2 separate regions of the Mus musculus genome follow, and region 2 is linked to region 1. The links are chromatin loops, found by intact Hi-C in ENCODE. Cell type or tissue: left cerebral cortex. All regions are shown on one strand. Each heading gives the region's core, and the rest is flanking DNA. Links, peaks and the distances in the headings are about the cores only.

Region 1 (15,853 bases), core at 4,312-8,311:
TCCTTGTCCCTACAGACACTTCTCCCACCAGTTATGGTTCCTAATTTCCCATGATGTTGGGCTTTGTGATTTGGGGGTTTTGTTTGTTTGTTTAGCACAAGGGTGAAACCTTTGGGAAATCAACAAGGGGGTTGTTTTGGGGGTTTTTTTTTGGGGGGGGCTTGGTGGAGGGAATTGCTGTCTTTTAATTCTCCTCGTGGGTAGAAAAGGTCATCAGAGCTGTCAGAGTCCCTGCATGTAACAGATAAAACAAAATTAAATCAAATTAAATGAAATTAAAGAATGGCACTTCCCATACTTATTAAAGTGTTATTCATAATGGCCATGAGATGGAATGAGCCTTTGTGCCCATGAACACATGAGTGGGTAAAGAAAATAAGAACAGGAATTCATGTCCCTTGCGGGAAAGTGGACGAAGCCGAAAAATACCATGTTAAATGAAATAAACCACACAGAGGGATACACGTCACATTTTTTCTCATAAATGTGCAAACTAAACAGAGACCAGGAAGACAGTGAAGGGAACGGGTCAACTATAACGCTTAGGCCATGCTGGTTGACTGACTTAGCTCTAACCCTTAGTTTCCTGCTGGGGTTGAATGTTAGTTGCAGCTAAACATCCCTCAAATCAGATACCTGAGTGAGCTTTGGCTGCAGTAACTTTCCCTGGCCCCTGCCATTACCCAGCCAGCAATTCTAACAGTGCGACTACTCAGCACGGTGAGGAAGGCAAGCCTCCAGCCCCCATGCTCTATTTCTAGTGACTGCAGCTTATCAAGCCATGGAGTTGGGAGGTTCGTGGGGGACAAGAACGTTCTCTGCAGACAAAGTCAAGACCTGTTGGATGAGAAAGCCAAGTCTAACCATGACCACAGAGGATCGATAAGATAGCCATGCCAGAGGCAGCTATGGGACACGGTACTAGAGTTCAGTGGTCCTCATGTGTGAGTATGCATGCAACACAAGCCTCAGTAAAAAGCTGCAAGATTCCAAACCAGCAAGATTGGGCTGGCTGCATATCTTCAATAGGATTAGAGCACAGAACATGGTACTATTTTTCAGTGGCAGAAAGTGTGTCACTTTTTATGATTTTAATACAGAAGTAGCTCGTTGAAGTCAGCCTTCTTAATAAAAAATGGATGGATGGATGGATATGATATGATATGATAAGATAAATAGATGATAGATACAGAGATGATAGATACATAGATAGATATAGATACACAGATAGGTGATACATACATATATACACACAGATGATAGATAGATAGACAGACAGACAGACAGACAGACTTCTTATTGTGTTATCATGGCCACTACCCAGGCAAGGCAGAGCCTGTAATAGTCCAAAAACTCTGGGTAAAGAGTTTCAACCCTTCTAGGTACCTCCTCATCCGGACTGTCAGCAACTTTCCTCTGGGTATTTATATGATTTAAACTCTAGACAGAAAACAAATACTGGAACAAATCTTGATTTCCACAAACTATTGTGTCCCTGTGGTGGCTTAAATATGCTTGGCCCATGGGAGTGGCACTATTAGGAGGTGTGGCATTATTGGAGGAGGTGTGGCCTTGCTGGAGGAAGTGTGGCACTATGAGGGTAGGCTTTGAGGCTCCTATGCTCAGGTTCCATCCAATGTGGAGAGAGCCTCCTCCTGGCTGCCTCCAGAAGCCAGTCTTCTCCTGTTTGCCTTCAGCTCAAGATGTAGAACTCTAAACTTCTCCAACACCATGTCTGCCTGCATGATGCCTTGCTTCCCACCATGATGATAATGGATTGAAGCTCTGAAACTATAATCTATCCCCAACTAAATGTTTGTCTTTTTAAGAGTTGCCTTGGCCATGATGTCTGTTCACAGCAATAAAACCCTAACACAGTCCCCTTATTAAATCACCTTTATCCTCAAAAGGTATACAAAAACTATTTAAAGGTTTAATTTTATGTGCATGTGCATATGAGTGCAGCACCCCCAGAGGCCAGAAGAGGCCGGTAAAATCTACTGAAGCTGGTGTTCCGGGTGATTGTGAGCTGCACCATATAGGTGCTAGGATCTAATGCTGGGTCCTCTGCAAGAGCAGCAAGTGCTCTTAACCACTGAGCTATCTCTCCAATTCCTGCTAAGAAAATTCTAACTTCTGACAGGTCTGGAGTGGCAGAGGTACAATTGTACAAATGTGCCCTAGGAAGAGGTAGCATGGTCACTCCTGATAGGTTCACCAGAGTTAGCCAATAAAATATAGGAATTTACGTTTCAGAAAAACCTTGAGTTTATGCTAAGTAGTTTAATTAAGTAACATATAATATTTAGACCACTTTTATTCTAAAAATATTACTAATCTGAAATTTAAATTTAGTAGGCCAGTCTATATTTAATCTGGCAACTATACCTTGCTGAAAAGCAGAGCTCCAAACTGCAGGCTTGCAATGGACATAATCTCACCGTCCGACCTAACCAGAGTTGACAACATTTAGAGTGGCAATTCTTAGTTACCCAAAATGTCAGCTCATTATTTTTCTGCTGTCCAGACTTTCTAAACATCTTTTCCTCCTAGCTCCAGAACAGTCTGTGTCAGCACTTACTAAACCATCTTCTATCTTGTCAAAAGAATGAAGGTCTGTTCTTGACAATGTCACTAAGCACGGGAGGGTGCGGATTGTTGATAAGTAGGAGCGCAGCTCCCATGTTACACAGATATACAGATGGTCAAATCGTCCTATTAGAAGTCTTTTTATATCACGTTTTAGAATGCTTCCAAGTTGTGACACACCTCACAGCTGTCCCCAATCCAAAGGTTAGTTGCCATGCACCTAGTTAGAAAGACTACTCTTTCTTTGCCCTCTAAATAAAACAGCAAGATTCGTGGGCTCTGACGTTTCACTTGGCCATGGGGAGTATTTAAAACTAGACCTCCTTTTCTTGTTCCTCAGAATAAAGGGAGCGCTTAATTGATGGAATGCTGCAGGAAACCTGAGCTCCCGCTTCAATAATATAACATGACAACCACGCTGATTACTGCTCTTTTCTCTTCTGGTCTTTGCCATTAACATCATTAATACTTCAGTATTTTGAAGGACCAGAAGAAGAGGAAAGGGCCAACTAATATAGTGTTCCTTGGGTTAGACGCTCTTCTGAATAAACAACGTGACAGTCATTTGTGCCATTGGCCATCAGTCATACCCTGTCCCCCACAGCACTGTGTAGAGCATTTCTTCCTGGTCCAGTGCATTGCAGGGTTGTAATTAGCAGGCTAGCACATGACCAGCTCTGGATAATTAATTAGGAGAGAACACAAGCTCAGTGTAGCCCTGTAGCCGTGGGACTTCGAGTGCTTAGCATAATAACCTCCAGATCCTGATTTCTCTGAGACTCAAAACCGGAAGTGCTCAGTTTTTCTAAACAGAGCTTCTTGACTAACTTCAGTGAACAGGGCCCTCCCATCAATCAACCAAGGCTACACGGCATACGGGAGAAGTGCATCTTTGTGGGTTTACATCACTAAAGCTCCAGATTGTTGGTTCGGTTAGCAGTCTACTTTAAGTCAGGGTATTCGTCTACTTAGGTTTAATATATACTCATCCAAATGGTAATAACACATCCTATAAACTACTTGTACCCCACTCCTAAAAGTTGCTGAGCATGTAGGTTTTTATCGTTACCTGTTTTATTTTTAACTTGTAGGGATGGACCCCAAGGCTTTCTGGGTATTAAACAAGTGCTCAAGCACTGAGCTTGGTCTCATACCGTCTAATCCTCAAAAACCTCTTAAGAGAAATTTGATCATCTTCATCTTATGAAAATAGAAAAGGCACATAAGGGAGTGACTTTGATTCCCTAAGTCACACAGAAAGCCAATGACTACGGAGGCGTGGGAGCCCACATCCATCCACTCCTGTATCTGCTCCTTCTTTGACCAGGTGATATTGTTGTTGTGATAAAACACGGGATAGGAGCCACAGAAGGAAGAGCTTATTTTGACCCACAGTTTGAGGGTTCACGCCATCCAGCATAATGCATTTGTCTATTCGGAAAAAGTGATGTAGTTAGAATTTTGGCTTCTCTAAAAACCAAGTTATGTGAATATCTCTATTATAATCCCCGGTGTGGGATAAGAGGCTGCTTCACAGCAGGTGATTATGATTTGCCTCGTGCACGAGCAGGGACGTGATCTTTGCCAGCTGCAGAGAGTTTTATTCTGGGGGCTCTGGAGAGAGCATAAATGGGAGAACCCTGAGAGAGCCTGTGGCGTCTGCTGCTCCTGGTTCCTGTTACTGTAGTTTGTCAAGTGTTCATGAGCAAAGAGACAAGAAGGAGTTTGATATCCTGATGACAAAGTTTGGACTTGTTCCCAAGGAACCCAAAACCCTTACTCAGCAGGGAGTCTGTTTTGTTGGTTCTCCTCTAACCTCCTCTCTCTCCTACCTAGTGCTGGGGGGGGTTGTAAGGGATCAGGGTGGAATAAGGGTTGGAAGGGAGGTAGCAGTGTAAGAACCCAATAGCTAACTAAATAGCTAAAATAACTAAACACAAAGTAAAAAATAAAATAAAATAAATGCCAAAGTGATAAAATTACTTTATAGACATCCCAGATTCCTTTCTAAAAATACATTTCATCCGTTTCATTCATCACTTAGTGGGTTGTTAATCAAAAGATTAACTTCTGAAGCTGAGGGGCCATGGTAGGATACCAGAGAAGTTGAATGCTAACCCTACTGACCTCACTTCCAAAGATGTTCAACTCACCAGGACTCCACTCCATCCGCTGGATCATTACTCTGCTTTCCTCTTGTAAGAAAGAACACTAAGAAATCAATGGTCCACTTTTCTTTCTGACCGGGGAAGATCTTACAGAAACCTATACCATGGCAGGAATTGAAGTAAAATATCTACACGGTGCTGAGAAATCATACGTGAGAGGTCGGCTAACAGAAGCTGTGAGTGAAATCAATGACCCAAACAAGTGCGGGAACCACAGTGTGTCCATGTTCTCAACTGACTCAGGAAGGAAGAAAAAGAACCGCATTCAAGGTAGATCCATAAACCGCAATAGCATCTGTGATGGTTTGGATATGCTTGGCCCAGGGAGTGGCACTATTTGGAGGTGTGGCCCTGTTGGAGTGGGCGTAGCCTCGCTGAAGTGGGTGTGGCCTTGTTGGAGGAAGTGTGTCACTGTGAATGTGGGCTGTAAGCCCCTCATCCTAGCTGCCTAGAAGCCAGCATTCTGCTAGCAGTCTTCAGATGAAGATGTAGAACTCTCAGCTCTGCCAGCCCCATGCCTACCTGGATGCTGCCATGTTCCTGCCTTGATGATAATGAACTGAACCTGTGAACTTGTAAGCTAGCTCCAATGAAATGTCCTTATAAGACTTGCCTTGGTCATGGTGTCTTTTCACAGCAGTAAAACCCTAAGACGACATCTTAGTTGTTTATGGTGGCAGGAGACAGCGGCACAGAATGAAAACTATCTTTCTCTTAATTTAGTGTCAATCCCAGTAAGAACTATGTCTACTAAAAAGAGAAAGACAGTAAATATTTAATAGGTTAGTTTGACTCAAAGTATTTACAGGGTTTTTTTTTTTTCTTTCTTTCTGCAGAAGGATGAAAACGGAAAAAAAAAATCACAAATAGACCTGGATCGTGTGCCAGCCTCTTAACATACCTAACTACAGCCAAATGGAAGAAACCCGGTGCTTATATATGCCAGACCAAACAGCTGGTCTCCCCAAGGAAGTGGGTTAGCGGGAGGCTGGCAGTCCATAGCTCAACTGCGGAAAAGCTCTCCTTCGAGCCTGCTACTTTTTGTCTTCTGTTAAAATAGCCACCAGAGGGGAGGCCATACGGGTGGGGTGCAGCCTAGTGCCAGATGGTGAGACGTGAGGAAGACAAGACTTCATCTTCCAACACTAAGAATGAATGCCCTCTGGACAGCTTGGAGCGCCAACACAGGAAGTTGCTTCTACCATCCAAACCTCATCTTCCCACTTCAGGTTGTGGGGGACAGATGTTCTGACTTCTACAGCACTCAAAACAGAAGCTTGTAATCTTTCACAAAACACGCAGAGAGATGATTCATGCCTTGAGTCAGTTCCCCTCCTTGGGTAGAGTGTTTGCTTATTGGATTTGACACTCTAAACAGGGACAATCTGTCCCTGGGTTCTAGCCGGACCAGGCTTTAGGAAGAGCACACCTTGCTCTGACTTCCACCATATCAAAGAATTTTACTAACAGTTACCCTGGCTTTTCAAGGGACCACTCAATAGGGGTCCCTTGCCATGTTTTCCCACATAGCTTATGGTCTAAGAGATAAAAGGATATGTGTCTTAGTCAGGGTTTCTATTGCTGCACAAAACATCATGCCCAAGAAGCAAGTTGGGGAGGAAAGGGTTTATTCGGCTTACACTTCCATGCTGCTGTTCATCACCAAAGGAAGTCAGGACTGGAACTCACACAGAGTAGGAACCTGGAGGCAGGAGCTGATGCAGAGGCCATGGAGGGTGCTGCTTACTGGATTGCTTCCCCTGACTTGTTCAACTTATTTTCTTATAGAATCCAGGACTACCAGCCCAGGGATGGCACCACCCACAATGAGCTGGGCCCTCCCCGCTTGATCACTAGTTGAGAAAATGCCTTACAGCTGGATCTCATAGAGGCATTTCCTCAAGGGAGGCTCCTTTCTCTGTGACAACTCCAGCTTGTGTCAAGTTGACACACAAAACCAGCCAGTACAATAAGCAAGCATAAAGGAAAACTGTGGCTCAAAGAAACATTCAAATCTCAAACACTTTAGCATCTTAGAATGTAGTCTTGCATTCTCTCCAAGGTTCCTGGTCCTCTATCATTAAGTCTGCCTAAGTTCCTCCCTCTTTAAATTGTTTTAGTGGGATGCAAACCTGGAACCTTCAAACACAAAGACAACCTCCAGATTTTCTTACTGTACTTTCCTTCTCATGGATGAGGCCAAGGTCAAGAGGGAAGAAAGGTTGCTGAACCTGGCCTATCAGATGGGACCTGCTATTTCTGAATATGGAGTTTATTAAGAGAAAGCAAGAAAAGTAGGGGAATGAAGCCACACTGTCTATAACTGCGGGGGGCCTCCTTTCTCTTAAGACTAACACTGGTTAGGATCGAACTGATGGGCAACTTTAAGGCTGTGCATTCTAACTTTATGAACAGAAAACTCCGAACCAGCTGCAACCATAGCCCTACAGGAGCGCTCTACAGCTTCCAAGACAACGCTTTTAAATTTAAGAAGCTGACACTTGTGGGTTTTCGCAGGTGTTTTGGGGGAAAGCCTGTAACAGGCAGAGTTTACTGCTACAAAGGAGGCTCAGGTCCAGCCCCCTTCCAAAGAATCCACTAGTCTTACACCAAGAACTCTCTATAACCCTGTAAGATGAACCGCGTAAATGTCACATTTACCTTGCAACCCAAACCCTTATGGAATGACCCAGTCTATGTTTATCCAAGTCACAGTGGGGCTTTACACGCTACTAGCCAGTGCTAAGTGTCAGGGGTGATCATGGTTCTTGTGTAAGCCTGTCTGTAGCCTTTTTCATTTGAACCTAAGTTACCAAAGCCACTGGTTTTCAGATGGGGAGGTACACTGTTAGCTCACATTTCATTAGAGGCCACATTCCCAGTGGGACTATGTGGCCTGTTCTGATAAAACAAACTTCATATCTCAAATATAACAATGCAGATAAAATGCTGGTTGCATAATAGATTCTTTCCCAATTATATCCTAGCTAAAAGCAAGGCAGATGGCCTACAGAGCTTAATAAAAATACAGACCTTTGCTTTTCTGATATTCTTAGAACTGTTTTCTAGGATCAGGCTATAGATTAAGGTATTGTTTCCCATGTAAGAACTATAACCACCCATTTTTATAAAGCTCAGAACTTAGACTGCCTATCTCCTTTGAACACAGCCTTAATTGCCATCCTACAAAGGTACTCTTTCTAATTTTGGACAAATTTATTTTATTATCTGTTTGCATTGCTGGTATGACGGATGCTCAGACCTTTCAGATTTCAAAATGACTGGGAGTCAGTCTGTCACAGCTCCTTCTTCCGTTTCTGTCACCTGTAGGCAGCTGTTGGTCGCCCAGAGTCGGCTTGGGATCCTACTTAATCTCAAGTGTACTTAATCTCCATCTTAGTGTTAGTGTTAGGGCTGGTTTGGGTCTTTAACCAAGAACAACCTCAAGCGCCTTCATCGTGAAGAACAAGATACGTTAAGCCCTTGACATGACAAAGAAAAGCCAGTACCTAGGGTATACCCTGATGTCATCAGTGGAGTGGAAGCAGGATTTAAAAAAAAAAAAAAAAAAAAAAAACTTTAATGAAAAGGTCACGGCTTCACGACAGCCAACCCAAGAATAGGAGGAACAAGAGTTAAAGACCCAATGGGCCAATCAGGAAGATTTCATCATGGCTTCTCCTTTAACACAGTGGTTCTCAATCTTCCTAATACAGTTCCTCATGTTGTGTGACACCACATACACACAACCATACAATTATTTTTGCTGCTACTTCATAAGTGTAATTTTGCTGCTATGAACAGTAATATAAATATCTGTGTTTTCCAATAGCTGTGAGCCACCCCTGTGAAGGGTTGTTCAACTCTGCAGGGGGTCAAGACCCACAGGTTGAGAACCTCTGGTTTAGCACTTTGCTATTTTTTTTGAAATCATACACATTTCCTCTGTCACTTTCACCTATTGGTAACCCCTCACAATTTAGTGCAAGGTGCTTATGTGAACTAAAAGAAACACTTGAAAGCGATACCTCGTCCCCTCTACCCCATATCCGTGCCTACCCCATCCATATCCCTACATTTGCATGTTTTCACAGCAATGGGGCTATTTGTAGATCTTCAATCATACACGGTATTCCCTTTAAGCAGGACACAGAATTGGGGAAAATCGGTTTTGCCTAAGGCATTGCCTCTGAGAACGAAGCTCACTGAATCAGAATAGGCCACTTAGCTTCTACTGGGAGGTCTACCTTCCAACCAGGACTGCAGTGCAGAATTACAGGGAGCTCTCAGCCAGCTCGCCTCGCTCCTGTAACCTTCAGCAATAGGCTGGGAATTCCGCGCCCCATTGCCACCTTATTACAAGTGATGACAGTGTCATCTCTTTGAGGCCACACTAGAGAACAGCAAGAAGGAAGGCATTCTGAGAGGAGCGGCTGGTCACCCTGAAGTGTCACAGGCAGTCCCCTGGGACATGATCAGATCAGATCCCCACCCCAGAACCAATCCATTTGGAACCTGCATCCCCACCAGAACCCTCCTCTACAGAGAGGGTGCAGTGGATTTAGAGTCTCAGGCTTATTAGAAACCAGGGATGTTTCACATGCCTGACTCTCTCCACAATAACAGTGGAAGCTTAAGATAATTATCTCTCACCTTCACAAAGCAACCAATATTTATGAGTCGCTGAAAAATGAAACACCTAAGAGGTCAAAATGCCAAAATCATAAAAACTAAAAATGCACAAACAATCAGGTCAAATAAGCCACCTAGCCAGGGCTGTTCTGACCGGAAGATCACCTGGTGACAGTCTGCAACCTGGACCAGACTTAACACTAACATGGAATTAACCTACCATGCCTTGGGTCTCCTGCATTATTTTTTAGGTGATGTTATCAGGTCAAACCTAATATTTGCCATGCCCCAAAGGTTATGTTTGGTACATTACAAATGTAATCTCAGGATGGGAAATGTGACTTCCCAGTGAGATTGTGATAGGTCCTGTTTATTAAATATCTTCTAAGAACATAAATTATCAGGGACTGTTTGACTAAAAGATTGTTTTCTTTGCTGCATTTCTAGACAACTAGAAAAATTTTAAACATATAAAATATCAGAGTAGTGTAGTGATGATACACATCTGTCATCCAGCACTGTCATCTGGGGCTGAGGCAGGAGGCTAGCAAGTTTGGGGCCAGCCTGAGTTACATAGGAAACGCCTGTCTAATAAACAAACAAATAAATAAATAAGCATATATATGTGTATATATATATATGTATATATATAAACTTATTAGCAAAGTACTAGGTAAGATGCTTTCTTCATCATCCATTTTAATAATAGTTGACTTCAGAAAACCAAATGCTACATACAAATACAACACAACAAACATACATGCATAGCTGATCACACAAAGAGGCTCCTCTTTAGCTAAGGAGAATGGCTTGAGATCAACGGGGGACTCCTAGTACACTGAGTGGAATCCCCAGTTCTATACAAAGGCTACATCATCCTGCATGAGTGCCAAGCCCTCTCCAAGGAGCATAGTGTAACTTCCGATGGAAATCTCCTATTCAAGGCCGCCAGTTCGGAGCTGAGGGTAGAGCTCAGTTGGTAGGATGCTTGCCTATCATACATGAAGCCCTCGGTTTGATACCCCAGTACCACACAAACTGCGCATCTGTAATCCTTGGTGGGTGGAGGCAAAGGCAGGAGTATTAGCAGGTCAGCTTCAGCTACGTATGGCATTCATACCCGCCTACGTAAGACCCTACCTTAGAAAGAAAGGGGGAGTGGGGGGAGATGAGAGAGAGGAAAGATGCCAGTTTGGAAGGATGCCACAAAATATTAGCTTTCTCGGAGTACCCAGTCCCTAAAGACGGTATTGCTACATCTCAGACCACATATGCGCTAACTTTGCAGCACCCCCACTAGGCAGGCTGTGCCCTTGCACCACGGAGGCCTCCCCATGGCCGAGATCGGATAGTGAAGCTGTACCTGGCTTTCTCCGTGGTTCCGACCACTCTCGGCTCTGAGGATGGATTTGGGCTTTCGGGACTTGAAGTTGCCCATACTGGTTCTCAGCACTCCATCCACAGGCAGGGTCTGTTCTACATGCTGCTGAGCCTCGTGGGAGGGCAGGGCGAGCTCATCTAAGCGAGCTGCCACCTGGGGGTAATTCTCTTTATTGTCTTCATCTCTGCAGGAAAAAGAAAAAAAGAAAAAAAGAAAAAAAAAAAAAAGACCAATTTAGAATACACCTAAACAGAATAAACCTGTTTTCAAATGAGCTGCTGGAATTCACCAGGCTGTTTTTTCAAAGGGAGCTCAGGTACAGGCAATATTATAGACTTAAAAAAAAACAAAAACAAAAACAAAAACAAACAAAACAAAACAAAAAAAACTAGCCGGGCAGTGGTGGCGCGCACGCCTTTAATCCCAGCACTTGAGAAGCAGGTGGATTTGAGTTCTAGGCCAGCCTGGTCTACAGAGTGAATTCCAGGACAGCCAGGGCTACACAGAGAAACGCTGTATCAAAAAAATAAATAAATAAAATAAAAAAAAATTGAATGTCATCCTTGTTTGTTTTGTTTCTTGAGTTTTGTTGTATTTGTTTGTTTGTTTGTTTTGCTTTGCTTTTGGTTTGTGTTACTTCAGTTCCTGTCCTTCCTCCTACACCCATCAAATGCTAGGACTACACACATGTACCATCATGCCTGTTTCATGTAGGGAGAACTGAACCCAGGCGAACTGAGGACAGCCCCCATGAATTTCATTCTTCATATCACTCTTTCTTCCTGGTCTTCTCTTGAAAACAGTTTGCTCCCAAGGGGATCCTATTTCCCTCACAAGGTGAGACCTTCAGGTTACATCCTAAAATCCCAAATTTATAGATTAAGATTCTAAAACGCAGTGGTTAAACAGCAGGCGCGTGTAGCGGACAGACCAACTCAAACACTCCCAGAATGATCGAACAGGTGTCAGTCTCTTAGGCTGTAGCAGATCCATTGGCAAAGATAGTTTGCCACATGGATCTGTTCGGAGAGGAGGCAAGTCACCCAGGCAATTTTTAAGTCAAGTGATAAATTTTCCCTCACCAGGCGTTTGAGCAATGCCTTAGACCCAACATAGAAGATCCCGATGTGTGGGCTCCCGCAAGGCTGAGTTACTGAGAGACACGGGTCTGCCATCCCAGCTATTTTAGAAGATCAAAAGCTCAAGGCCAGCCTGGGGAAACTTAGCCGCAACTCAAAACAAAAAATAAAAGAATGGAAGATGGGAGCTAGAGATATGGCTTAGAGGCAGAGTAAATGTCTTACATAGTCAAGGTCCCAGGTTCAATCCCCAGTCTCACATGCACACATCCTACTAGGTTCTGGTAGGGATAGCTCTTGTAAGTTTTCTGTCAACCGTCAAACTCCATATAGTGCATACCCAAAAGGTAATGGTCTCTGAATTCATTTCCCCCTCTTAAACCTCTACGCCGTTTGTTTTCCATATTGCTAGGCAATACAAGTAACGGCAGCCATAACTAAATGACGGTATAAATAGGGTTTTTCGCCTTAGATGATCAGTATCGGATAACTGTGTGGCGATTCGCTGAGAGCGGCTGCTTCCCAGATGTTTTCATATGTGCACCCAAAACAACGCTCTGGTAAGGTGAAATAGGAAGCAGCAGTTCCCTCCCCTGACACCCCATGCTGCTCACACACATAAAGCCAGAGAGAGAAGCCCCAGCAAGGAAGGGTCCCCAGCCCCACCCCACACACCTTCCTACTGGTGAAGACTAAACTCACGAAGCTGCGGGAGGGGGGAAGGGAGGCAAGGGGGCGGAGCAACGCCAGGATTGGTGGTCCTGAGCGTGGGTTGAGGGCAGAGAGCAAGGGGCGTGAATAAATGTATTCAAAACAGTTAAAGTGGAGTCTCTCCGGTGGGACATCCAACAAGTGGGTTAGTAGCTGGGGGAAATAACAACTGGTGATTCAACTGATAACTTTTTACTATATCACCAAAGGCTTTGGACATTCCCAGCCAGGGCTGAGAACTGAATCCACTCTAGTTAAGTGTACGGCTTGTCCTAGGAACGCTAAGCAGCTACGCGTGTTCTTTCCAAAGAAAGAAATGAACAGCATCTTTTACAGGAACGTTTCTTCCTCATTCTGGTAGGAATCTGAAACCCTCGATAACAAAGTCTGACACGTTCAATGTGGTGAATAACGAAGGGCATGTTATCGAATTTAACGGAGACGTTTCCAATACAAGGCTCTCTTCTGAGGATCTCAAAGCTGACAAGCGGGAAACTTCCCTGAGGAGAAAGAACCTCAGAGAGAGGATGTTTGGATTCAAAAACCGGGATGCCAGATCCAGGTGGTCTCTTTTTCTCACAGATCAGAACCAAGGTTGAGATATACCTGAGCCCAGAGCAGTCGTCTTCGTCTTCATGTACAGAGACTGTATCTTCGTCACACCTGAGGCAAAAGGGAGAATGGCTTGTCAGATACAAACGCCTACTGCCGTACAAGCAACGAAGAAGTCTATAACTGTGTCAAGGCTAGCGTGGAAAAATAATAAAACGCAATGATCCTCACCACTGTCTCTCCAAAGACAAACAGAACAGCATTCAGCTTAGAGTCATCATGTCGACCGGGCAACAATACAATAAAGACGTACACACCAAAGCTCCTGAGCTAAAAACTTTGAACCAGCGGTAACTTTTCACTTTCACCTCCACAGCTCCGTAGTCTAAGCAAACGGTTCTCAACCTTCCCAACGCTGCGACCCTTTAAATACAGTTCTTCATGCTGTTCTGGCCCCCAACCATAAACTTATTTTGTTGCTTCTTCATAACTGTAATGTGGCTACTGTTATGAATCAAATTGCAAATATCTGATATACAGGATATCTGATATGGGACCCCTGGGAAAGAGTCAGTCAGCCCCCCACCCAAGGGGTCCCGACCCACGGGTTAAGAACAGCCTGGACTAAACTAACAGGACCTCACTAATGCCAAGGTGTGCTCCCACCAGGGGAATACCAGGCACTAAGAGGAGGGCTCTCAAAAGAGAGCCCACAACCCTCTGTATCAGGCACTCTGTCCGTTTCCCCAAGCTACAACAGCAACCACTGGCCTTGGACTTTATCTTTTTTTTTTTTTTTTCCACAAGACTTCCTAATTAGCCAGATGAAAAAGGCTTGGCTCTTCCACGTTGAAAAAAAAAAAAATCCCTGGTGTCTCCAACTCCCCAGGGGAATCTAGAGTGAGAGTGTTGTTCTCCCTAAGTAGGAGAAAGCCTTTATTCCTTTTCCCAGCCCCACCCTGCCCCGCCCAGCCCCACCCTGGAACAGTTTCCCATCGCCATTCATGTTCACCTTTCACTGGCCAAAGCCAGGAGGTACCAGGAACAGGTATAAATGATTACTCTTCATCCTTAGGTTCTGATGGCTTTTGTGCCTCTGGGATGCTTTGAGTTGGTTTCTTATTGCATGAAGCATCTGTGGACACAACTATACTTATAAAACAACTACAATTCTTTTTCTAGAGACACCACCATGACTCCCAAGCATAGCATTGCTTCCAGAGGATGCTCGAAGAATCCTTGGTTTTAGAACGACTTTGCTCCCTAGGCAGAATAACTGAGCAGTTTAAACAACTATAAAGATGAGTGTTTATTAAGCCTTTGACTGCTTCCCAGGCGCTCAGTTTGCCTTTTGTGAGAGTTGATAGTGGGGAGTTTCTAGATTATGTTACTTGATGTGGAAAGACCCGGCCTGATTGTGGACAGCGCCATGCCAGGGGCTCATCTCTTGTGGCTTCCTGACTAGATGCAATGTGGGCAACCTCCTCAAGCCCCTGCCTTGTGCCTTGCCCACCATGATGGACTGACCATCCCCTCAGACTGTGAGCTAAAATAAATCCTTCCCTAAGTTGCTTCTGTCAAGTTATCTTGCCACAGCAAGATGAAACGTTGAACCAATGTGTCTTACATTTTCTAGGGTTAAGGAACAACCTATTCATTTTGCTTGAATGTCCAATCCACCAAGGTAAATGTGTGACAGCAATATCAAATTCCTATTAAAGATATTACGTGTGAATGCCCTCTTCCCTTCTTTCTATTCTTGATTCAGACAAGTTAGACATACCTATACTCAAGTTAGACGTATCTACACTCAAAGAAACATTATTTCTAAAGTATACAAGATTTTAGAGAGAACTGGATCCTGTTCTGAGAAATTCTGTGGAGTGAGTAGGCAAATGTAAAACAAACACATATGTGCAAATACAATACAGTGCTTATGCTACATTCAATGGCATATTTATATATTCATCACTGGAAATGCTGTATAATTAGCCCACAAAATTAACTGGAGAAATCGCCCGTTCCCTTCCCTTACAGCCTCTTTTTAAATTACGGCTTTTGTAGTGAATTATACAAAGGCCACCTACAGACTTGAACCCTCTTTATCTAACAGAATATTCTGTTCCTCTGGCAATAAAATAAAGTTGGCCAAGTTAACAAAATGCTCATTTTTTTGACTGAATAATCTAAACTTCTTTGCTCTCTCAAGTGTTTGGTTACCAACCAACCACCCCATTTTATTTATCTCACGAAAAAGAGCAATTAAGTTCCTAAGTTTTTGTGTTCTCACTCGTCATTGGTGTTCAGACACAGCTCAGTGGTGTAGGCTCTGGAAAGTGAAGGACAGTGTTTTCCAAGAATAAAGTAGAAGTCACAGAATATAGAAACCTAGAGACCTCAGTTCTAAGAACTAGGGTTTAACCCACAGTCCCAGCCCTGAGTTCAGCAATGCTACCTGGGTGGTAATGTGTCTCTACCTTCTGTGAGTTGCTGTTTTCTCCTCCAACCATGACGGCCTGAAGATGGAAATTCAGCACCAGAACCTACAGAGAGGGGTAGGTGCTTGGTGTGCCATGAAGGCTGGACCAAATTAGTAGAGGAGAAATATCTCCTAACCAATGGCCAATTGGCACTCAGGACACACAAGCTCAAGATCCTTGGCCCAGCAGTGAAAATCACAGACCTCAGAGCCCATCTCTGCTCTTTTCATGGGGTAGAAAATTCTCAGTTGCTCTCCTAGG
Region 2 (15,853 bases), core at 4,556-8,555, 59 kb after region 1:
ATGTGCCCTTTAGCCTTTGAGAGCCTCTGAGTTTTCTAACTAGAGGGAAGCAACAAGGTCAGGGCAGAGGAGAGGAGAAGCGTGAAGAGATGAAGTAGGAGAGAGGGGTAAGGCTGCAGAGCAGCCTTCCTTGGCAAAGCAGTTTTGTCACTTCGGTCTAGAAATGATGGAAATGATTTAAACCATGATGCACTGAGGTTGCCGTTCTCCTGTCTGCTAGGGAAGGTGTGGCTCTTCTTATTAGGTGTGTAAGTGCCTCTCCAGCTTCGACCCATCTTCACTTGGAACCGCCACAGTGTCACACAGACAGCCCTGGTCAACTTCCTGGCCTTAGGGCCTTTTCTCCAGAGGAACGTAGGCTCACAGGCAGACCTAACCATCTGAAAACTGCCAGCGCAGCCCGACAAATCAAGTCAGAAGAAAAATGAAACTGCAAGTTCTCCAAGTCAGCAACAAAAGAAAACAGAGGAACTTGTTCTCACTTTATGGGGATTAAACTGGAGAAGCTGACACAATGCCTGCACCTCAGTAAATCTCAAGCATGGCAGGAAGATCAAGGAGATTGACTTTTTTTTTTTTTAATCGAAAAGCTCCTTCTGACTCAGCACTTCTCCTTCTGACTCAGCACTTGAACTTCTTGTGGTCCACGTGAGGGCATTGTAACGACAGATTTCAGCTAAAGTATGCAGCTCCAGGGACAGAAGATATCAGGGTTCAAACTTGAAGGTGACTTGTGTATCATTTCTTGTGAGTGTCTTTCAGTTATGTTCACTTAGACCAATTTGGTGACCTACAAGCAATAATTGTTTGTGAGCAATGCTAAGTATAGGGTTTTTAATCGCTTGGGCTGTGCATACAGATTTGACTTCAGAATAGCACACTGGATTATCTGAACTATTTAGTGTACATTTGTGTCCCTGTACTAATTCATGAAGAGTCTCAATGCTCATAGCTTCCTTTACTATGAATGGATACTCATGCAAAAGTTCACACAGCTTCCCATTCTATGGCTTCCACATCAGTTTCCAAGCAGAGAGAGAATAACTGCTAATGTATAGGATGTCTGTCTATCATTATTTGTGTCTCTGTAGATATTTATGCCTACATCCATTTCTATCCAAAGATATCCATAGGTGAATCAAACAGATAACGATAGATGCACGGACTAGTTGATACACAGACGAGAGTAAACAGCCATTAACAGAAGAGAATGCTCCCAAGGATGACAAGGAAGATTTGACATCAACTTGTCTGGTAAGTGGGATTTTGAGATCCTGCCATATTTTATCTTCCTCTTTAGATGCAGCCTTTGGTACTTAAATCATGGCCATCAATCAGAGCCCACCCCTCCCCCTGGATAAGTTCTATTTGATGTGCTGTCTAACTGTGAGCTTTTACTTCTCATTTGCCATATTAATCAATGCTCTCTCTTGTGGGTCTCATCAATTCACTACAGTTTAAAAAGTCCCTGAGGAGAAACCATGAGGTAGCCACCATATAAAACCTAGTGGGAAGCCATTTAATATGCAAACCAAATTCATTCTGCTGTCAATCCTATCGATTGAACAGACAGTAGCCGTGACGGAGGCTCAAACACCCAACATGGGGAAAACGTAACGGGGGGGGGGGGAGACCAATTTAGAGATTGCTCCTTTGGCTTTCAATGTTTCTTAATGGAATATTTTCTCTCCAGAGGGCAATGGTAGAATGCTTTCCGTCACCTCTTCCTGGGGAACATGAGCATCTCATTCATTTCAAATACGTTACAAAAGAATCTTATAGGGCATGAGAGAACTATATATGGCACTCAAATGTAGGCATCCGTGAATACTATTTTGCTGGAACCTAGCTACATGCGTTGGTCTAAATGTTGCTGAGGGAGCTTTTTCCTGCAGATATCGCTGAGTAATTATAACAGGCACTCTAGTTCATAAGTTCTGAAATATTTACTACATGGCTGTGTGGATTACAGGATTGGTCATTGACTCCAAGTCACCAATAATACATCGGTGACCCTTTAAGGAGAGGAATAAAATCACTTCCCCTTGGACTTGTTTAACCAAGAGCGAGTACCAGTTTGAATTATTGACTTCATGTGCCCAGTGTCTTTGGTCTTCTATCTATCAGTTCTGTGAGTCTGAATCTGTTCCTTCCTGGAAGCTGTCTTGGTGTCTTAGGAATCTGTTTGTCCCTCTGTCTGCCTCTTCTGTCTGTCTGTCTCTGTAATGTGTCTGTTTCTGTGTGATTGTGTGATTCTCTCTCTCTCTCTCTCTCTCTCTCTCTCTCTCTCTCTCTTGCTGTATGTGTGCACACGCAAGTGCACATGTCTTTCTACTTCTGTCTAGGTCTCTCCTTAACTGAACAGGATAGAAAGCATTGCATGGGGAAGGAATGAAATGCTTTTCAGAAATCCTTAACAGTTGTACAAGGATTTAAGTCACCGGCTCCAACTGATCCCAACTGACAAGATCCCTACCATCATTTGCTTTCAACCTTTATGGTTGCTTTTATGAGTGAATCTGGAAGCAACCCTGACAGATTCAAGTTGGGGATCTTGACCTAGGCAGAAATAAACTTGGATCTTTTTTTTTGTGGCTGAGAAGCAATCCTGAGGGAGACAGGCTCCTCATCCTTGCTCTGGTGGTGCTGAACAGTCAGGTTGTAAGCCTACAGATTCATTCACACACACACACACACACACACACACACACACACACACACACACACACACAAAGCCCCCTCATAAAAATCCAGAATTTCCCCACTTCTGTTTCCAGTCATGAGATCTTTCCTCTTTTCCAGCTATAGCAAAGACCCCACAGTTGACTGTGTTAGGGACCAAGTGTGGTCTTGGTTACCATCAAAGTTCATATGAAAGATTAGAACTACTAACAAGTAGAAAACGTAAAAACAAAATTCTAGGCCTTTAGGCCCAGGCTTGGAAATGTGACCTTTGTGACTCAATGACCCAAGGTATGCTAATCATAAAACAGAAAGTGACATCCCTCCACCCACCCGCTTCCTGGGTTCAAAGAGTGTTAATTCAAAGAATGTGCTATTGTTAGGGGCTCTTAGAAACTGTCTTCAGAGATAACCTGAACAATGTGACTTTGCACTTCCTTGTGACTCTTAACTGGTATCTTTGGTATTTTTTTTTTCCAACAACGCTCTCCCTACTTCCTTGAGTTGTGGTTTCTTCCTTTAAATACCCCCTTAACCAGCTACTCGGGGCGCCACGGTCCTCTACCCCTGTGTGGTGTATGACCGTGGGCCTGAGAGCGCTCTTGAATCAAAATCCTCTTGCAGTTTGCAGCAAGACCGTTTCTTGTGGGTGACTTTGGGGTGTCGCCTCTCCTGAGTCAGAACGTGGGGGAGTCCTCACGTTGTGGGTCTTTCACATATACTGAGTGTAGGAAGCGATGTCTGTGTTAAAAACAACTGGGAAAACAGAGAGATGGCTACTCAACATAAAACAGCAACAACAACAACACCCCAAAGAAATAAATAACAAAAACAGGGCTGGAGAGACTTGATAGTTAAGAGCACTGACTGCTCTTCCAGAGGACCTACGTTTGGTTCCCAGCATCCACATGGCAGCTCATAGCCACCCCCAACTCCAGTTGCAGGGGATCTGACACCCTCTTCTAGCCTCTGCAGCACCTGCAAACACATGGCACACATACACAGATGCAGGCAACACATCCATATACATAAAACCAAAATAAGTGAATTTTGGAAAACCTTAACAGATGGTCATGTACAAAGAAGTGCATTAGCTCTTCCTTCTTTGGGGATAATATTTCAAGAAAGATGATAGAAAAACAGAGAACACAATGTAATCCGGAGCTAGAGCACTCTACTCTCTGATGCCTTTTTAAAATAACAGTGCGGAGATCCATCTGGCCTCCATAAATTCATGTATTGATGCTGTGTGTCTCCCAGTTAACTACTATGCCCGTCGTTCAAAGGTATTTTTATTCCATCTTTATACAAATTATATCTGCCATTTTTGAAGACTCAGTGGGGGAAAGATTTAGGAAACTGACTGGCTTCGTACACAGAAGGGAGAAAGGAAGTCAAGAATGTTTTAAGAGCAGATGGTGTCACCCAATGGCAGAACCACTATGTCCTATGAAGATCTTAAACCTTGATTGGGATGGGAGGAGGCCATGAAGGACGAAGGAGCTGGAGAAGCCAGCTGAGAGTCAGTCTCTGCTTGTGTCTTGATTTCAGGAGCCTGGCACACTCCCCAGGTGTAGCAGAGTTGCCATTTAGCATATAAACTAGGTGTAGAGTCAGTCTGCCAGACATTTCCATTTGCATCAAGCAAGAGGATTTTCATACCTTACCATCAGGAAAATGCACAGCTCAGCAGGGTGACTCACACTGGGTGAGTCAGTTGTTAAAGTCGGCCATCATCCAATCACGTCTCAGAGTTATGCCAGTGATTGGGCCTTGATCAGCTCAAAAGGGGTTTTCAGTGCAATCTGCCAGCCCTTGCCAATTTACCCTTCACTCTGTGAAACGGGACTTGACATCTGCGAGCATAGAACGTGACAATCTTGGGGGCTGTGTCGAAAATAAGTTAAGGATTTCAATCTGTGAAGTTTTTCTATTCGGTTTCCAAAGGAGTAAGAAGCCTTACCTCCTTCATTGTGAATTCAGCCCCGTTCCCAGCATTTAAACCAGCAGGGATTCAATAGACACACAACTGAACCTCAGCTCACTTCTGGTTCCTATCAAAAAACGCGGGCTAAGTGCTAAGCAGGTACCAATGGGTTTTCCGTTTCCAGACTCCAGAATGTCAACTCCCTGGAACTTCTTAGTAAGAGTATAGCCAAGTTTTTCTTGATATTATCTCTTCCAATGATCTGATTTGTATTGAGGCTCTGATATTCCTTAAAATAACACAGTTCTTTCAAATCTAAGATGCAATTCCATATGAATTAGGCCACTTCTGGCAGCCCCAGACTGTAAATAAAAGGGAGCACTATTGGGATTCTTATATATATACTCTCTTCCACGTGCTTCAGATGATGGAGTTAGACTTTCTGAGCAAAGGAAATGGGATCTGAAATCCCGTTATATATTAGCAGTAAGGCCCTTTTTTTTTCTTCCTGCTTAACTCGATGCTAAGACTCTTTCCTCTCAAACTGAATGGGACAAACCCCAGGCAGATTAGAAAAAAAAATGAATTCTTTGTAGACTGAATGAGCTGTCATGAAACCAACAGGGGACAAGCAAAGGAGTCCACAGGCTTGATCAAAATGGAAACAGGACAGAGATTGCTACAAGGAGACACAGAGATCCCCACGATCTTTTTTGTCTCCATTAGCATAAGCCTTAAGAAAGAAATGTCTGCTGTGGGCACCAGGGGAATACTTTGCAATTGTTTACATCAATTGCATTTGCCTAGCCCTCTCCTCTTTTCATAATCTCAAAGATGGCTCTCCTCCCCTGCTTTTGGGCCGCGTACATTGCAGAGGGCTGACTTGGCCTGCTCCCATCCACTCTGGTTGACACACCACGCCTCGCTATGAATGGAATCTAGCCCCTTAGCCTCAGTAACACGGTGGGTTTGGGGATGCAACCCAAGCCTTTGCACAGGAGTCACAGTGCTTCTTTGGATATGCTTGGAAAGAGCCCATGAGATCTTCCTCATTTACTCTCAAATACGTACGTACACGCTAGAAACAAAGCGCAGGCGACGTCCTTACTTTCGTAGAAAGCCTACCTCAGAATGAGACCAACATGGAAGAAAGTAAGACCCAAATGACTGCCACCCATACTTACATAACACACTGTGTTCTCTGAATTCCTGAACCAATCTGCAGTGGTTTGAATGAAAAATGGCTCCCAAACGCTCATAGGGTGTGGTTCTACTAGGAGGCTTGGCCTTGCTGGAATAGGTGTGGCCTAGTTGGAGGAAGTGCGTCACTGGGTAGGGTGGGCTTTGAGGTTTCAGATGCTCAAGCCAGGCCTAGTGTATATCTCTTTCTACTGCCTGCTGATCTGGTTGTGGAGCTCTCGGCTCCTTCTCTGGCATTGTGTTCGCCTGTGTGCAGCCTTTTTCCCTCCATTATGATAATGAACTAAACCTCTGAATTGTATGCCAATTAAATGCTTTCTTTTATAAGAGTTGCCATGGTCATGGTGTCTCTTCTCAGCAATAAAACCCTAAGACAAACTGAGTCTGTCTTCCCTTGAAAGTTCCAGTTACATAAATCTTTTTTTTGTTGTTGTTTGGTTGGTTTTGGTTTTGGTTTTTCTAGACAGGGTTTCTCTGTGTAGCCCTGGCTGTCCTGGAACTCACTCTGTAGACCAGGCTGGCCTCGAACTCAGAAGTCTGCCTGCCTCTGTCTCCCAAGTGCTGGGATTAAAGGCGTGTGCCATAATTACTTTAGCATTTGACTGTTTTGTTTTTTTGTTTATTATTATTATTATTATTATTACTTATGACTGTCCTGATTGACAGAGTTACTTTTTTTTTTTTTAAATCCTGGATTGATAAGAAGCTGAGAATGGTGATAAATTAAAAGGACAAGGAGAGATGCTCCAACTATCAGGAGCCCTTCGAGCAATCTCCTACACAGGGAGCCAAGAGCAGATGTCATTTCTCAGCAATCTGTTTTTCCTTCTCTTGGTGCTGTTGGGGAATTAGCATCTGAAGAGAATGTTCTCTGCACATTTCATTACTCAGCCCATCTTCTCGTGAGTCTCAGTTGGAATGGAATTTGATGCTTTAATATGCCCACTCCATTTGTGTTATGACAAGCTAATCTTTAAAATACACTTCTGGTTCTGAACGGTGCGTGGGTTAAGACTGAATCATAGCATGAGCAATGGTAATCTATTACAATAAGCCCTCGGTTCTTCTTTTTAAAGCCTTTTGTCTATAGCTATTCTTTACAGAAATAAATTTTTGTCAAGTTTTGTGTGTGTGTGTGTGTGTGTGTGTTGTGAACACAACAAAGAACCTCTGCTGCTGTGTAATTTAGGGATGAAGATTCTCATGGTGATAATTATTTTTTAATGCAGATGAGTGCTTTGTTCAGATGTGTTTCTAGGTATTGCAAGCATGCCTGGTGCCCACAAGAGCAGAAGCCCTTCAAGTTTGAGTTATAGATAGTTGTGAGCAACATATGTGGGTGCTAGGAATTGATCCTAGGCCCTTTTCTAGAAGAATAGCCAGTGTTCCAAACCACTGGGCCATCTCTCCAGCCCTTTTGTTTGTTTTTTAATTAATTAATTAATTAATTTAATGTATATGAGTACACTGTTGCTTTCTTCAGACACACCAGAAGAGGGCATAGGATCCCATTACAGATGATTGTGAGCCGGCAACCACGTGGTTGCCAGGAATTGAACTCAGAACCTCTGGAAGAGCAGTCAGTGATCTTAACCACTGAGCCATCTCTCCAGCCTTTATGGTCATTTTTAATCACTCTAACTCCCTAAAGCACTGTTATTAGGGTTTGTTTGTTTGTTTGTTTGTTTGTTTGTTGGAGGAGGAAGGGATGAAAATAGCTAAATCAAGTGACTCTTGAATAAAAACCTTCATTTCCTTGGAATCATGTCCTGTTGCAAGTGGTCTGAGTCAGGAAACAAATGAGCTTGTGACTCATCCTTCATCTCAATGTGTTCACACTAAGGGTGCATATATTACTTATATTAATAAGATTTCCCTTGGGTGGGTGAGGTGGCTCAGTGGGTAAATCATTCCTTGCACAAGTGTGTGAAGACCTGAGTTCAAATCCCACAACATATGTACCGCTGGGCATCAGAGTACACACCTGTAACCACAAAGCTCCTATGGTTGAGGCGGGAGTCAGAGACAGCATTCCCATAAATCTGCAGACCAGACATCTCAACGCAGAGTGGAGAACAGGAAAGCCAGTCTCAGATAAGGTGAACAACAAGAACTGTCACTTGAGGTTGTCCAATAACCTCTACAAATGAACCATAGCACAAACATGCCCATACACACACGGGGACACACACACACACACACACACACACAGAATTTTTTTGAAGAATTTCTCATAGCAATCCAAAATGCTAAGCACAATCTCTCTACTCTTCTGAGAATGGTTTATTGTCTTGAATAAGAAAAGACCCCTCAACCGTGAGACTCTGGAAACTGAAGTTAACCTCATTCAACATCCCTAGACCAATCCTTTCTTTGAATGTGGTATGACATTGAATTGTAACTCTCACACTATACATGATTGTGCTGTTCAGACATTACTTCCCAGTGATCTGAGTGGATAAGAAAAGTTAACTGTTGAGCCAGAGTCTTTATACCATCAATCATATAATTTTAAAAAACACATAAACTCGGAGAATACAATCATTTTATTTGAAATCCCTATTCAGTAAAACAACTCATTTCTCTACAAGGCATTGAATGTAATGATGACAGTAACATCATGGAGAGGATCTTTGAGGAGGCTGAGGGGCCTGTGTGGGATGAAGTTTTGCAATCTGAGCCAAGCAGAATGGTTGTTCTTCTTTGTAAGATCCTGACTCTGTTCTGGGTATGGCCGTATCCCATCCCCAGCAATAATGGCAATGGCACAGGGTTTGAGACAAGAATTAAATTCTCACCCTGGCTTGGATTTTGCATACTATTGTTTGGGGGAGACTTAGGTAAGAAATTTTGTCTAACTGAACTTCTTTCCTCGTGTAGAATATAGAAGTGACCATGCCAGGATAGGTAAAAATTCCCTCCCACAACATTTGCAGATAAGACCTGAGGGACTATGTAGAGGAGCTCAGTGACTGAACTGTAACCTGTAAAACTTGGGGACTTTGACAGATAAATGAGAAACATATTCTTATAGAGAAATAACATGGTGGTTAGGCATTAGGAGAGCCAGGGATTAGAGCCACAGAATGTTCTGGAAACATCAGGGTTGAGAATGCCTGTGGTTTGGAACCCAGCTGAATCTGTGCTCTTCTCTGTCCCTTCCTCTTTCACCTCTCTAGATAACACCCATATTTGCTTCAAAAATGGGGCTACCATATTATTAAGCTTTACATTATTACAATGAGAGATGCCCAAAGCAATTAACTGAGAGAGAGAGAGAGAGAGAGAGAGAGAGAGAGAGAGAGAGACTTTGTTTTTTGTTTTTAAGTTTTCAGTTTCAGGGGTCCAAAGTCCAAACAGCATAGCAAGGCATATCAAGAGCTAGCCCCTGACTGTATCACCTTGTGGTGTCCAATGTATGAACGGCATGGCAGCAAATGTCAGGGGCAAGTGACAGACTCTCTGAGACCAGAGGAGAAGATAACAAGGTTGGCCAGGCCTCACTGCCTCTTAAAGGGACACACCATAGTCGTCAAAAGAACCTCCTACAAGGCTGCCTCCACAAGTCTCCATTATCTTCTGTCCTAGGCAGCCTCAGCCATCAGCTTAACAGTCCAGACTTATCTGAGGGCATCTCAGTTTGGGGACCATCTGACTGACCTATAGAGCATCTTCTTAATTAGTGATTGATGGGGAGGGTCCAACCCATTGTGCATGGCACCACCCTGGGCTGGTAGTGTTGGTTGTTATAAGAAAGCAGGCTGAGCAAGCCCGAAGGAGCAAGCTAGTTAGCAGCAGTCCCCTGTGGCCTCTGCTTCGCTTCCTGCCTCTAGCTCCTCCCCTCATCTCATCAGTGATGGACTGTTATCAGGTGAAGTAAACTCGTTCCTCCCTCAGGTTGCTTTTGGCCATGGTTTTTATCCTAGCAACAGAAAAGCAATCAATCTAGAATACATCCCAATAGTGTCACCTGCAAAACACTTAGTCTCTAGTCATGACCTTTGGGAGACACATAAAACACCACCTTAACTAATCCTAGCAGTTACCAACACCCCCCTGCCCCTGAAAAACCATAATTCATTTAAAATACTCCTTATTTCCCAAAACTAGGAAATTAACTCACCTAGGTGATGATTACAGTGTAAAGAGACTGGGCACCTCCCTTGTGCCCTGTGTTGGTATTTCATACATTTGCATTATAGCAGGCATACATATTGTTACATATTGTTGTACATATTGTAACTTCCGGTTTCTAGATGAGGAAATGAAGGACAAAGAATCTCCATGAATATTCATGAGTTATAAGGTAATTATGAGGAACTAGGAAGCCCAGTGGATTCCAAAGGTGAACTGCATCGGGTGTTGGGAGTGAGGGCTGAGTTAAACTCAGTGAGAAGGATGTACGATGAAGCTGGAAATGCTGAGCTATCACAGAAACCAGTGAGTCCACCATGAGAATAGCAGGAACTAAGAAGAAACACGAGGCAACCGCAGCTAACACGATTACTAACCTCCCATCAAACTACAATTATCCATCCATTGCTATTAAATAGCAAAACCAAAGAGTAGAAAATACTTCTAGACCACAGCTAATGCTAGGGTAAAGTGATCCCTCCCGTATGGCTGGTAGCCATAGACACTGCTAAAAGCTTTTTTGGAGAGGGATTAGAAAGACATTCTGATAACCATTGGATGCTAACATCCTTTGATGCCCCGTGATTTTACTCACAGAAAAATAACTTTAGGTTATCAAAAATGAGTCGGCAAGATTTACCAAACTTACCATTATAATAAGATAAAGTGGACACCTCTAAAATGTGCACACATCAGAATCTGGTCCAGCAGGAGTCTGCGGGTTGTTGATTCATTTGATCAAAACCAACATGATTCCTGCCCTGGGCCAGACACTTCAGTAGACATTGCTTCACAAAGGGCAAGAAAATGGGCATCTGCCTGGCTCTGAGCATGCTGAGTTTATGTAAACAGAGAGGAAAAGAGAACATCAGAAAAAAAAAAATGAGCTTCAGGTGTTCACTTAGAGCTGTTTGTCCCCTGACAACACGAGACAGTTTATCACACCATGAAAATAGAACAAACAAATATAGGCACATCATATTAGAAAGCCCAATTCAGGAAAAGCCCAGATAAGCAGTGTGGTGGTTTGAATGAAAAGGGCTCCCATAGGCTCATAGGGAGTGGCACTGTTAGGAGGTGTGGCCTTGCTGCAGTAGATGTGGTCTTTTGGGAGGAAGTGTATCACTAAGGGGTGGGTTTTGAGGTTTCAGGTGCTCAAGCCAGACCCACTGTCTCACTCTCTGTTCCTGCTATCTGTGGATCCTGATGCAGAACTTTCAGCTACCTCTCCAGCATCATGTCTACCTGTGTGCCATAGCGCTTTCTACCATGATGATAACGAACTAATCCTCTGAACTGTAAGCCAGGCCCAGTTAAATGTTTTCCTTTATAAGAGTTGCCTTGGTGATAGTGTCTCTTCCAGCAACCCTAAATCAAGCAGCATCCTGCTTGCATTAGGTAGGGTTCTCTAGAGAAACCCGTGTGTGTGTGTGTGTGTGTGTGTGTGTGTGTGTGTATAAAAGTGAGACAGAGAGAGGCAGACAGACAGAGATAGAGACAGAGACAGACAGAGAATTTACCCAATAAGGACCAGATAGTCCAACAATGGCATCTTACACTGGAGAGGTTGCTCACTCTCTGTGGACCCAATCTGCTCAAGTCCTGGAAGAGTTCCACAGAGATACTGCTCTTGCTCTTCAGAAACACCAGAGAATCTGAAGTGTCACATTAGCAAAGGATTGTTTCAGCTCAACAGGGCATAGGCGTGATCTCCAAGTAGCAGAAGGTATGCAGGTAACATGCCCCACCCCCCAACTTGATTTCTTTTTCTTTTTTTTCCTTTTTCTTTTCTTTTATTTTTTATTGGAGGGGTTGTTTGTTTGTTTTGTTTTGTTTTGTTTCTTAAGACAAGGTTTCTCTGTATAACCCTGGCTGTCCTGGAACTCACTCTGTAGACCAGGCTGGCCTCGAACTCAGAAATCTGCCTGCCTCTGCCTCCCAAGTGCTGGATTAAAGGCGCTCGCCACCACCGCCCGGCTTAACTTGATATCTAAGGCACCAGTTGGAAAACTCTGTCCAACAGGAAAGGATCTCCTCCCCTCAGGTGGTCCTTACTGATCTGCACACAGATGTATCCCTTAGATGATTCCAAATCACCAGCAGGTGCAATAGCAATTAACAACTACACTTCAGATTTGCTTCTGAGCTTCCAGCCACACAGAGGAAAGGGACACATTCTTTTTGTTTTGTTTTGTTTTGTTTCTTCCTCCTTAATGAATAGAGAACACAGGATTTTTTGAGAGAAACGTGTTTTCTTGTTTGTAGTTCTAAAAGGTATCTCTGTTTCGTGAGGCTGGTGTGATGGCTCAGTTGAAAAGGCACTTGCCTGCCGTGCCCCAATGACCTGAGTCTATCCCCAGGATCCATATGATGGAAGGAGAGAGCCACCTCCCTAAAGCTGTCCTCCGAACTCCACGTGCACTGCATGGCCTGTTCCCAGCACAAAATACACTAGTAATTGCTTTTTAAGAGATTTTTAAATCTTCGCTTTTACAAACGGTCCACACGCAATGGCCAACATCTCATGGTTTTAGATTTTTAGGAATATTTCGAGCATATGGAAAAGTAAATAGAATAATTTAACGAATGTGTGCATGCGGAATGATGTTACCTAAAAATGAAACATACCACAATGGAATCTCTTTTGCTTCCCTCCATGTTCTGCTTCTGGTCTCACTGCAAGTGACGAACATTCATTCCTTTGCTGGCGATCTCTGGTGATCTCCTTCAGCCGAGTTCCTTGTGTGTTTGTGGAGATACCACACCACAGTCAGGAAGAACATAGCAGCTCCAGCTGGTGAACCATGACCGGTTATCCTCTAAAACAGCATTTGGATTCTTTGAATTCTTCTGTTATTCCAAAGTGGCAGGAAGAAACTTTACTGAGACCTTTGAAAAAGCTTCTGTTAGCTCTCTAGGATGAGAGAGCTGCTCGGTGGTTCTTGCACATTAATCTATATTCTGTGTTGTCACGTGGCTCTTCAAATGGCTCGTCCGGATTTGCACAACGGAACTAACGTGTCCCAGAAGCGAGCATCCACAGGCAGAAATAGAGGATGCAAGCAATTGAACCAGTTCTAGCCACCAGAGGCTCCGTCTAGAATTCTCTCCTGGAACCTTTTTACCGAATATGTCTGGTGGGGGTGGGGTGGGGAGCAAAATCCTTCAATTCTCACAGGCCACAGCCAGAAGGAGCAGATGAAAGAATGAAAGGTGGCCCGTAAAAAGGTCAATGTGTTACAGCTAGTGTTAGGGATTGGTTCTAATGCTGTCTCAATTCAATTCGGTTCCCAATGGCCTTGTTTCCAGATGCTGAGGGTCTCTGCCCATAGCTGAATTTAATTGGTAAAAAAGAATAGTCATACAACCAGTAGCTGGGCAGTTAGACTGGGGTGGGACCTGGGGATTTGCAAGGATGAGGAAACCGGGGGGTGGGGTGGGGGAGTAGGGAGAGAAAGAGAGACAGAGAGAGACAGAGAGAGATATCCCCACGACGGCGAAGAAGAAAGACCAGACCTAAAGGCATGTGGACATGTAAGAATCAAGGAAAGTGGTCACAGGGGCTACTTCCCCAATTGTGTTTGGGGTAGCAGAGATGAAATATAGATTTTAAATGCAAATCCCCAGGTTCCGCCTCAGATGTTAACTCAGAAATACTGGAGGGGAGTGTTTGCTAGCAGACAGAAGGATTAGAACTGCCCAGCCTTTGAGCTAGTCAAGGCACATTAAAATTAACTGGCATGTGTGTGTATGTGTTTCATTCACAAATCCAGATAGCTTCTGGGTGAGTGTGTGCGTGTTATCTGCTAGGAGCCAAAGCAGCTCCCTTTACACCTATAGCTAGGCCCAACATATGGGAGGCAGAGGCAGGTAGAACTCTCTGAGTTCAAGACCAGTTTGGTCTATATGATGAGTCTCAAGCATCTAGGGTACATGGTAAGATTCTATCTCAAAAAAAATTTTTTTTTAATTATGCAATGTAGCCAGCAACTTTCTATGAAATCAGAAGGCAGCAGCGTGGGCTTGGGAGTGGCTCATTGCTTAAAAGCATATACAGTTCTTGCAGAGGACCCAAGTTCAATTCTGAGCACCTACCTCAAGGACAAAGGACCTGATACCTCTAGATTCCCAGAAGTTGTGTGCATAAACCCATACACAGGCACACAGACAACACATGTTAAAGATAAAATAAGTCTTTGGGGATGGAGAGATAACTCAGTAGTGGTTCATGCAGAGGACCAAAGTTCAATCCCTGGAACCCACATGGTGACTCGCAATCATCTGTAACTCCAATTCCTATGGACTCAATAACTTCTTCTGACCTCCACAGGTACCAGGAAAGCATGTGGCATGCAGTCATACATGCAGGCAAAAATGTCCATGCACATAAAATAATTAGGTTTAGTCTGAAGAAAAGAAAAGAGCAAGCCGGCGTGGTGGCGTACACCTTTAATCCCAGCACTCGGGAGGCAGAGGCAGGCAGATTTCTGAGTTCAAGGCCAGCCTGGTCTACAAAGTGAGTTCCAGGACAGCCAGGGCTATACAGAGAAGCCCTGTCTCAAAAAACCAAAGAGAGAGAGAGAGAGAGAGAGAGAGAGAGAGAGAGAGAGAGAGAGAGAGAGAGGAAACTGCTTCTCCCTGGGAACAAGGCGCATATTGGACCTAGGGAGAATTCTAGAAAGCTAGAGAAGACAGGGCCACACCTCTGATACTCCTGTTTCTTTGGCTACCACTTGATTCTATAGTCGCCATGCTTTTAAAGCTCAGTAGTGGCCCAAATCTTCCTAATATGAAAGCTACAAAAATGGAAGGGACTGACAGGCAGTTAGACAGGGGCAAAGACTGCCCGTAAGGCAACAAGCATGCTGTGGTGGTTTGAATAAGACTGTCCCCCATAGGCGTATGTGTTGGAACAGGTGGTCCCCAGTAGGTGGCGCTGTTTGGTTAAACTGTGGAACCTGATGGAGGTGGAGCCTTGCTGGAAGAAGTGCATCACTGGGGATGGCCTTTGAGGGTTTATAGCCTCCTCCCATGTTCCAGTTTTGTCCTCTCTGCTTCCTATGTGTGGCTGAAATTCAGTCAGCCCGTTCCTGCCACAACTGCCATGTCATTCAGTCCCCACCATGATGGACCCTATCCCTCTGGAACCATAAGCCAAAATGCAATCTTTATTCCTTAAATTGACTAAAGTTAAGTGTCTTGGTATTTTATCATAGTCACCAAAATCTAACCAATATAAATGGGACACCCTTTTAAAAGTTATAATGAAAAATAGAATTGATATTTAATGTGAAGTGTACTAATAATGCTGGAGTATCTTGAAGATACATTTGTCTAAATCTATAAATTTTATAAACAATTTAGTCGGTTTAGGATGATTGGATGACATTAAATGAGCTCTCCCCTTACTGATGAACTTGGCTGTCTGTCCTGTCTACAATGTCATTTCAGCTATCGTAAGAACTGAGAACATTAAAGGTTTTCAGCTGGCTCTGTGCCTCCATAAAGGGTGAACTTTTAAAAAGAGCTTTTTTTAAACTTTACTTCCTGCCCCATTTGTGGCCACCAAAGATGACCTCACCCTCTCTTAAGATAGAAGCAAGAAAGCAGATAATGGCTGGGCGTGGTGGCACTCGCCTTTAATCCCAGCACTCGGAAGGCATTCTGAGTTTGAGGCCAGCCTGGTCTAGAAAGTGAGTTCCAGGACAGCCAGGGCTACACAGAGAAACCCTGTCTTGAAAAACAAAAACAAAAAGAAAGCAGATAATGGCCACTGACCAAAAAGGTGACATTAACAGGCACTAAATAGCCATTACAACAAACACTTCTTCCTGGCCCTCCCTCTTCCCACCCTAACTGCAGGGCTTGGGGTGGTCTGAGGCCAAGAGGCTTGTGTAGGAGCAGACGAGA

The links. A loop is a pair of places that touch in the nucleus more often than their neighbours do. Peaks named below come from ENCODE experiments on the same cell type or tissue, not always from the same donor. Only the 100,000 strongest peaks of a DNase experiment are listed, where the experiment ranks them.
Region 2: a loop joins it to region 1, with 4 times the contacts of the local background. A loop is called at or near these places in 1 of 42 quality-filtered maps.

What each region holds. Positions count from the first base shown.
Region 1 is chr10:70,446,128-70,461,980 of GRCm38, reverse strand. Fam13c (family with sequence similarity 13, member C) reads right to left here. Exons shown (of 14, transcript NM_024244.4): 2 at 13,167-13,223; 3 at 10,753-10,954. Among named protein-coding and RNA genes, the nearest start is that of Fam13c, 13 kb to the right of the region's middle. In left cerebral cortex, for the core only: no CTCF peak of the experiment used is centred there; a DNase peak (open chromatin) is centred at 5,886; H3K27ac peaks cover 1,165 bases.
Region 2 is chr10:70,386,950-70,402,802 of GRCm38, reverse strand. No RefSeq gene overlaps it. Among named protein-coding and RNA genes, the nearest start is that of Fam13c, 46 kb to the left of the region's middle. In left cerebral cortex, for the core only: no CTCF peak of the experiment used is centred there; a DNase peak (open chromatin) is centred at 6,707; H3K27ac peaks cover 1,479 bases.